Regions from separate parts of the Homo sapiens genome. Here region 2 is linked to region 1. A link is an interaction called in ENCODE POLR2A ChIA-PET data of the cell type or tissue named here. Cell type or tissue: endothelial cell of umbilical vein. All regions are shown on one strand.

Region 1 (4,000 bases):
CACTCAGACAGTTAGAAAGCGGTTCCACTCTTCTCACCTTGGGGTTCACTCCCATTCCCACAATGTCCCTTGTCAGCAGGAAGAAGCCAGAGCGATTGACAGCCTTCTCCTATCTTCATAGCCTACACCTTGAGATTAAGGTGTTACAAAATCCAAAGGGAGGGATTGAGACCGCCTTTGCAAAATTATGACTGAGACAATCAAAGAGATCGAACTTAACTGACTCCATCTTGCTTCTAACCTCCAAGCTGTCTTTTTCATTTCTGGGCATAGGCTGATCTAACTCTGGGAGAAACTTACTTTGTAGTTTATAGTTTAAACAAAAATGGTAACAACCCTTTCCCAAAGCAGACCTCCTTCTTGCCTGGGGACTAGACTAACATTAGCCAAAGGATTAGAAATTATGATTTAGGAATCTTGCAGTTGGAGGCCTCAAGATTCTGACCCTCCCTAGACTGCTCCTGAGATCAGTGCTTGGGATATTTTGCAGACCCTGCACTTGATGGATCAGCAGGCACCGCTCAGATCAGTAATTTGTCTCCTCTGATCTTGTGGGCCCCACCCAGGAACTGAGTCAGCGCAAGAAGACAGGTTCGACTCCCTATGATTTCATCCCTGACCAGTCACCACTCCTGGCCCACTGGCTACACCCCCCACCCCGCCACCAAGTTATCCTTAAAAACTCTGCTCCTCAAATGCTCAGGGAGACTGATTTGAGTAATAATAAAACTCCGGTCTCCTGCACAGTTGGCTCTGTGTGAATTACTCTTTCTCTGTTACAATTCCCCTGTCTTGACGAATTGGCTCTGTCTAGGCGTGGACAAGGTGAACCCCTTGGGCAGTTACATTAGGAGGGGCTTCTTGTCCAGACATGCATCCGTCTGGGTACCTGGCGGCCTTAGTCCCCCCACAACAATCTTTTTGTTGTTGTTGTTGTTTCTGGGTCTTTTTGGTTTCGTTTTTGTTTTTGAGACAGAGTCTTGTTCTGTCACCCAGGCTGGAGTACAGTGGTGCAATCTCAGCTCACTGCAGCCTCTGCCTCCCAGGTTCAAGCAATTCTCATGCCTCAGCTTCCCAAGTAACTGGGACCACAGGTGCACACCACCATGCCTGGCAATTTTTGTATTTTTTATTACAGACAGGGTTTCACCATGTTGTCCAGGCTGATCTTGAACTCCTGACCTCAAGTGATCCACTCACCTGGGCCTCCCAAAGTGCTGGGATTACAGGCATGAGCCATTGAGCCCGGCCCCTCCACAATCTTTAGAATGTACCAGAGCATGTGTGACTCTAGGTGGAAAAAAATCCATGGCTCTTCGTAATCAATACAGGTGACCTGTGACATTAACACCTTTTTTTTGGGGGACGGAGTTTTGCTCTTGTTGCCCAGGCTGGAGTGCAATGGCACAATCTTGGCTCACCGCAACCTCTGCCTCCCGGGTTCAAGCGATTCTTCTACCTCAGCCTCCTGAGTAGCTGGGATTACAGGCATGTGCCACCACGCCCGGCTAATTTTGTATTTGTGGTAGAGATGGGGTTTCTCCATGTTGGTCAGGCTGGTCTCAAACTTCCGACCTCAGGTGATCTGCCCGCCTTGGACTCCCAAAGTGCTGGGATTACAGGCATGAGCCACCGTGCCCGGCCTCACATTAACACCTTTTTTTCAAGCTTTTTTGTTTATGGCTTTTAGTAAGCAATACCTTTTGTCATAATCTAGTATACACATACAGTCATACATAACATAGCAAGCAATATCTATAAACATATGTAACAAACATCATAAAACAGTACTTACCTTTACTCTGCAATACACTGATATTTTCTGTCTATTCTTTTCCATACGATTCTATCTTTAAATGTTAATCATGACTCACTAAATAGATTTCACGATCCATTGAGAGGTTGTGACCTGCAGTTTGGAAAGCACTGTGTGAGCAGACATAATCATGGCTTTAATGAATGGCAAACTACTTGGGAGTTGTTTATAATCTTGCTGAGGTGGGCATTTGACCCATGCTGCAAGGAGGCTGAAGTTCAGGCACGTGTCATTCAGCTGATGAGTGACCTCAGCTTTCCCCCAGCTCCCTGCCCTGTGAGTTGGCCGTTTTCTTCCCATGGTGGATTCAGGCATTGGCATGGCGGGGTGAGCTTCTGGTCCTTCCAACTCTAGGACCCATGCACATGTTCCCACTGTTCGTTAGAGACCTTCCTTATTTTTGACTTTGCCAGGCCCTCACTGAGTGACCTCAAGCAAGTCATTTCCTATCTGAGGTTCTCAGATATAAAATAGGAAGAAGGGTGGATTGAACTAGTCTGCGCTTCTCACAATAGTGGGGGAGGCAGTTTGCAGCAACAGGATGTGTATAATATGTATTTTTTTTCTGGAAGATTTGGAGAAAATAAATTTTTGTATTAAAACAACTATAAATTATGGAGCAGACTACAAAAAGCACGTGCTTTTTAATGATACTTTTTTATTGTGGTAAAATATACGTAACATAAAATTTATCATGCTAAGCACTTAAAAATGTGTAATTCGTTGGTATTGAGTACATTCACATTGCTGTGCACCTATGACCACCATCCATCTCCACGACTTCTTCATCTTCCCAAATAGAAACTACGTATCCCTTAAACACTAATTCCCCATCCCCTCTACCCGCCCCCGGCCCCCCTGCCAGACTGTCTTTACGTAAATGTCTCTAAAATTTGCCTATTCCAGGCATGTCATCTCAATGGAATCATACAATATTTGTCCCTTTGTGTCTGGCTTATTTGACTTAATGTTTTCAAGCCTCACCCATGTTAAAACATGTATTAGAATTCTATTCCTTTTTTTTTTTTTTTTTTTAAAAAATAGGGTCTTGCTCTGTTGCCCAGGCTGGAGTGCAGTGGTGTGATCACAGCTCACTGTGGCCTTGTTCTCCTGAGCTCAAGTAGTCCCCCCACCTCAGCCTCCAGAGTAGCTGAGATTACAGGCATGAACCATCACATTGGGCCTTTTATTCTTTCTTAAGGCTGAGTAATATCCTGTAGTATAGATATACCACATTTTGTTTATCCATTCATCTGCTGAAGAGCATTTGGGCTTTCACCTTTTGGTCATTGTGAGTAATGCTGCTATGAAAATTGGTTTAGAAATACCTGCTTCAGGCCGTCGCACCTGTAATCCCAGTACTTCGGGAGGCCAAGGTGGGTGGATCACTTGAGCTCAGGAGTTTGAGACCAGCCTGGACAATATAGGGAGGACTCATCTCTACAAAAAATACAAAAATTAGATGGTGTGGTGGCATGTGTCTGTGGTCCCAGATACTTAGGAGGCTGAGGTGGGAGGATCACTTAATCCCAGGAGGTCAAGTCTGCAGTGAGGCACTCCAGCCTGGACAACAGAGTGAGACCCTGTCTCAAAAAAAAAAAAAAAACTGTTTCAGCCCCTTTCACTTCTTTTGGGTATATAGATAGAAGTGAAATTGCTGGATTATATGGTAATTCTGTTTAACTTTTTGAGAAACTGTCATACTGTTTTCCATAGCTATTGCACCACTTTACAGTCCCACCAGAAATGCATTAGTTTCTATTTCTCCACACCCTTGCCAATACTTACCTTCTGTGTTTTTTGTTTTGTTTTTTGATAGCAGCCATCCTAATGGCTATGAAGCGGTATCCCATTATGGTTTTGAACTGTGCTTCCCTAATGACTAGTGGTGCTGAGAATCTTTCCATGTGCCTATTGGTTGTTTGTTCTTTTATTATTATTATTATTATTATTATTATTATTATTATTATTATTTCTTTTATATTGGTTGTTTGTATATTTGGGGAAAAATATCTATTCAAGCCATTTGCCCATTTTTGAATTGGCTTGTTTGGAATTTTTTTGTCAAGTTCTGGGAATTCTTTATATATTCTGGATATTAGTCTCTTATAGACATCTGATTTGCAAATCTCCCATTCTGTGGGCTGTCTTTCACTCTCTTGATAGTGTCCTTTGATGCATACA
Region 2 (4,000 bases), 79 kb before region 1:
GTTTTCACCCAACTCTTGCCATCATGGACCATTGTTTTTTTGTCTGTTGGTTACAGAGGGATATTATAATTTTCTCTCTTTAACAACTAGTGAGGTCAGATATCTTTTTCTTATGCTTTTTGCCGTATTTTCATGTTCTTTACCCCTTTTTCGAATGTGATAAGTGGAGTTTTTTAAAAATGTATTTGTGTGAACTTATGTAGTAAGGGTAGCAGTACTCATATTTGTTAGAGATGTTTCTTCAATCTGGTTGTCTTTTCATTTTACATATGATTTGTTGGTTTTAGAAGTTTTTAGTTCCATTTATTAAACTTATGGGGTTTTTTGGATCTTTGTACCTCTTCTTTTTATGCTTAGAAAGGCACTTGCCACACCACATTATGATCAGCTTTTCACTTTTAGTTTCTCTGATAGTTTTATGGTTTCATTTTTTTACGTTTAACTTTTTTAGTTCTGCTAAATTGATTTATATTTTGGCAAATGGTACAAGGTCACAGCCTAATTTTAAACCTTTTTCCCCAATATGTATTGAATCATCTCTTTTCCCACTGAGTTTGATGGAATATTCGTCATTATACTAAATTCTTAGGAGTACTAGAATGTGTTTCTGGACTGCTACTTGGTTTCATTGATCAGTCCCAGTTCTTGTGCCAGTTGCACATTATTGTAGTCACCACTCATGTTTAATGAAGTTGTATAAACCACCTTTTATTAATTGATAATAATTCTATTTGAATTACAGAGGAGATCCCCCTCTTGGAGGAAAGGTACAAATGTTAAAAAGCTTATCTGTAGCCTACCTAATTCCGTAAACATTGTTTTGAATCTACAACAAAACACATAAAATTTTGTAGATTCCCAGTCTCTGCTGTGCTCATCAGATTCTTATTAATTTTAGAACTACAGATAGTAGTTTATCTCTCAATACATACGTGATTCAACCATACAACATTATGTAAATGTAGGATTTGTAGCTCCTAAGTAGTAAATTACTAAGAAAAACACTAATACCAAACATTTAAAAGTTGTACTTAGAACTTTACATAAGGTAATCCATTAATGAATTATTTCAAGAATCTATGGTAAAATATACAAACTAAATTCATGTTTTAAAAAACACTTCTTAAGAATTACATTTTAACAGGAAAGATATGAAAAAGAATTTCAAGCTGTGTTTATATTTTAAATTGCCAAGTCACAACTGGTTTTTTTTTTTTTTTTTTTTTTTTTGAGACAGAGTCTTGCTCCATCATCCAGGCTGGAGGGCAGTGGCGCCATCTCGGCTCACTGCAACCCCTGCCTCCTGGGTTCAAGTGATTCTCCTGTCTCAGCCTCCCAAATAGCTGGGATTACAGGTACCTGCCACCACCCCCAGCTAGCTTTTTGTATGTTAGTAGAGACGGGGTTTCACCGTGTTGCCCAGGCTGGTCTCAAACTCCTGAGCTCAGGCAGTCCACCCACCTTGGCCTCCCAAAGTGCTAGGATTACAGGCATGAGCCACCGTGCCTGGCCACAACTGGCTTTTTAAGCAAATACATTAACCATCAGATGACATACCTAATTAGTAGACCACACTTTGACATTGGAGGGAAAGATGAGTATGTAGTAACTTGACTGTTAAGTATAAATGTTTAAGAAAATTTCAGGATTAATATTGAAAATAGAACTGTGGTGACATTAGCTATACGCATCTAAATTGTGCAGAATTTGAATGTAGGAAACAGGATTATGAAACATGACATCTGTAGCCATGAGCAAAAGTAACACACACAAAAAGCCAGTCCTTAAAAGGTAATTTATAGCGTTGCACTATTTGTTAACAAATAATGAATGAGAGTGAAAGAATACTTAATTTTTGTTTTTCACATCTGGTTAATTTGGTACTAGATCTGGTCATTATGAGAGCAGTATTATAAGGAAGCCCACAACTTCCTGATAACCCTGTAAGATCCCCCAGAAGTAAATCAGTGAGGAATGGTATTAGGAATAGGCTTGTAATGTCTGGATATGATTATTCATTTTGTTTCTCTATTTTATAGGTGTGCCATTATCTACACAATGGGGACCTCAAGGCTATTTCTATCCAATCCAGATTGCACAGTATGGATTAAGTCATTACAGCAAGAATCTAACTGAGAAACCTCCTCACATAGAGGTATATGAAACAGCAGAAGACAGAGACAAAAACAAGCCTAATGACTGGACTGTGCCAAAGGGCTGCTTTATGGCGAATGTGGCTGATAAGTCTAGATTCACCAATGTCAAACAGTTTATTGCACCAGGTAAGTTATGTATTATATGTGCCTGCTAATTTTATGTTGATTTATGGGACCCTGATAGTCCCTTAAAATTTTAATATGGTTTAAAAAAACACATAAGCAGACCCTTTATATTACATATATAAAGTAACAAATGGTGTCACCCCAATGAAATCTCTAAAAAAGATACAGCTAAAAAGTCAAGGTTATAAAAAGGAATATTTACTATGTAAAGAGCCAAGCCATAGATTGAATGGTAAGGTCCAGGTTACTGCACAATGTGTACCTGCCTCCAGGGGTCTATATCTGATAGGAATGAAGTTCCTCCATTTAATATTTCAGTACAGTATAGTTTAATTTTTAAACTTTTGCAGTAAATAGAATGGTTTTAAGGAGACAGCCATCTTTTCCTTTGCCTATTTTTTGCCAATAGCTTTTAATTTTTTCAGGATAATAGAGCATTACCAAAGAGGCCTGTTTCCCATATTGGATTTTGTTAATGTAGTAGATTATCTCAAACTTCATGTAAAGTCATTTTCATTAATAAAATAATTAACAAAATCAAATTAACTTTATGCAACATTTCCCCTTTTACTAAGACAGTCTCATTAATTAGAATGTAATGCATTTTCCTGCACTAATCAATATCAATGAGAATTAATGAGTCCATTACTTAAGAAGACAATGAAATAATTTTAGTTAGCACCTCAGGTTTAATTCTCTATGGGGGAATGTTGTCAAGTACAGAACTTGTTCCCCCTCCCACCAGTCTTGCAGTTGGTAAATAAAAAGAGAGGAAAGGTTATAAGACCTCTTCTGTATTCTCTCCTTGTTCTTCATTGATGACTGTGTAATTTACAGACCCTGAAAGCCACAATACAAACCTACTCATTCTAGATAGCCTTAAGTAATGAATTTATGAGTACTGAATGCAGTGCAAATAATAGATGACCTTTAATTTTTATTCTGTCACTAGAACTCCTTTTCTCCCATGGCATTCTGTGATATTCTGGTACACAGAGCATCTTTGCTTATTGTAAACAACAGGTTTGGCTGAGTGAGAAAGTACAACTAAATTTTTAAGAATATTTAGCTTGTGATACCTAAGAGGTTATTGCAACAGGAAATGATTAGACTATGCAAAAGAACTTTTGGGTGCACTCAAGAAACTTATTTTTGCACTAGTTAATAATGGTTGTCTGGATTAGGGTGGAATCAGCAGCCCTCACCTTGATCTCCTTGAGTGTTTGGAAGGTTTTCTAGGACAGTCTTTTGAACTCTGTCCTATTTAGAGCAACAGATTTCATTGTGCACTTTTGGGTGCTTTGAGTAATACAAAAGATAGGTCCCCACATCTTAAATGAGGGATCCTTAGCCCCTCATTCTGTAGCCAGTAGCTGGAGATAAAACTACTTCCTAAGATGGTTTTAAGCATATAGAGGAGAGAACTCTGTCTCTAACAGCCACTCTGCGAGTGGGACACAGCTGTTCTAAGTTGGAACTCCCTGTTGGTGGAAGCGTGCTAGCTGGGAATGGAATTCTGTGTGTGCATGTACAGGTTGAGTATCCCTTATCTGAAATGCTTGGGACTAGAAGTGTTTCAGATTTTGGAATATTTACATATACATAAATATCCTGGGGATGGGACTCAAGTCTAAACACAAAATTCTTTTATATTTCATATGCTATACACATAGCCCGAGGGTAACATATTATAATATTTTTAATAATATATGCGACCC

Evidence for each region. ChIA-PET counts read pairs that join two places held together with the same protein. Peaks named below come from ENCODE experiments on the same cell type or tissue, not always from the same donor. Only the 100,000 strongest peaks of a DNase experiment are listed, where the experiment ranks them.
Region 2: POLR2A ChIA-PET joins it to region 1 with 7 read pairs; 2 of 35 experiments call an interaction of 5 or more read pairs at or near these places.

The regions. Positions count from the first base shown.
Region 1 is chr15:69,338,522-69,342,521 of GRCh38, forward strand. All of the region lies in intron 2 of PAQR5 (progestin and adipoQ receptor family member 5), which reads left to right. Among named protein-coding and RNA genes, the nearest start is that of PAQR5, 42 kb to the left of the region's middle. RefSeq lists an enhancer at 3,736-4,000. In endothelial cell of umbilical vein, no CTCF peak of the experiment used is centred here; DNase peaks (open chromatin) are centred at 1,990 and 2,140; H3K27ac peaks cover 253 bases.
Region 2 is chr15:69,259,048-69,263,047 of GRCh38, forward strand. It overlaps GLCE (glucuronic acid epimerase), which reads left to right. Exons shown (of 5, transcript NM_015554.3): 4 at 2,040-2,282. Among named protein-coding and RNA genes, the nearest start is that of PAQR5-DT, 38 kb to the right of the region's middle. In endothelial cell of umbilical vein, no CTCF peak of the experiment used is centred here; no DNase peak of the experiment used is centred here.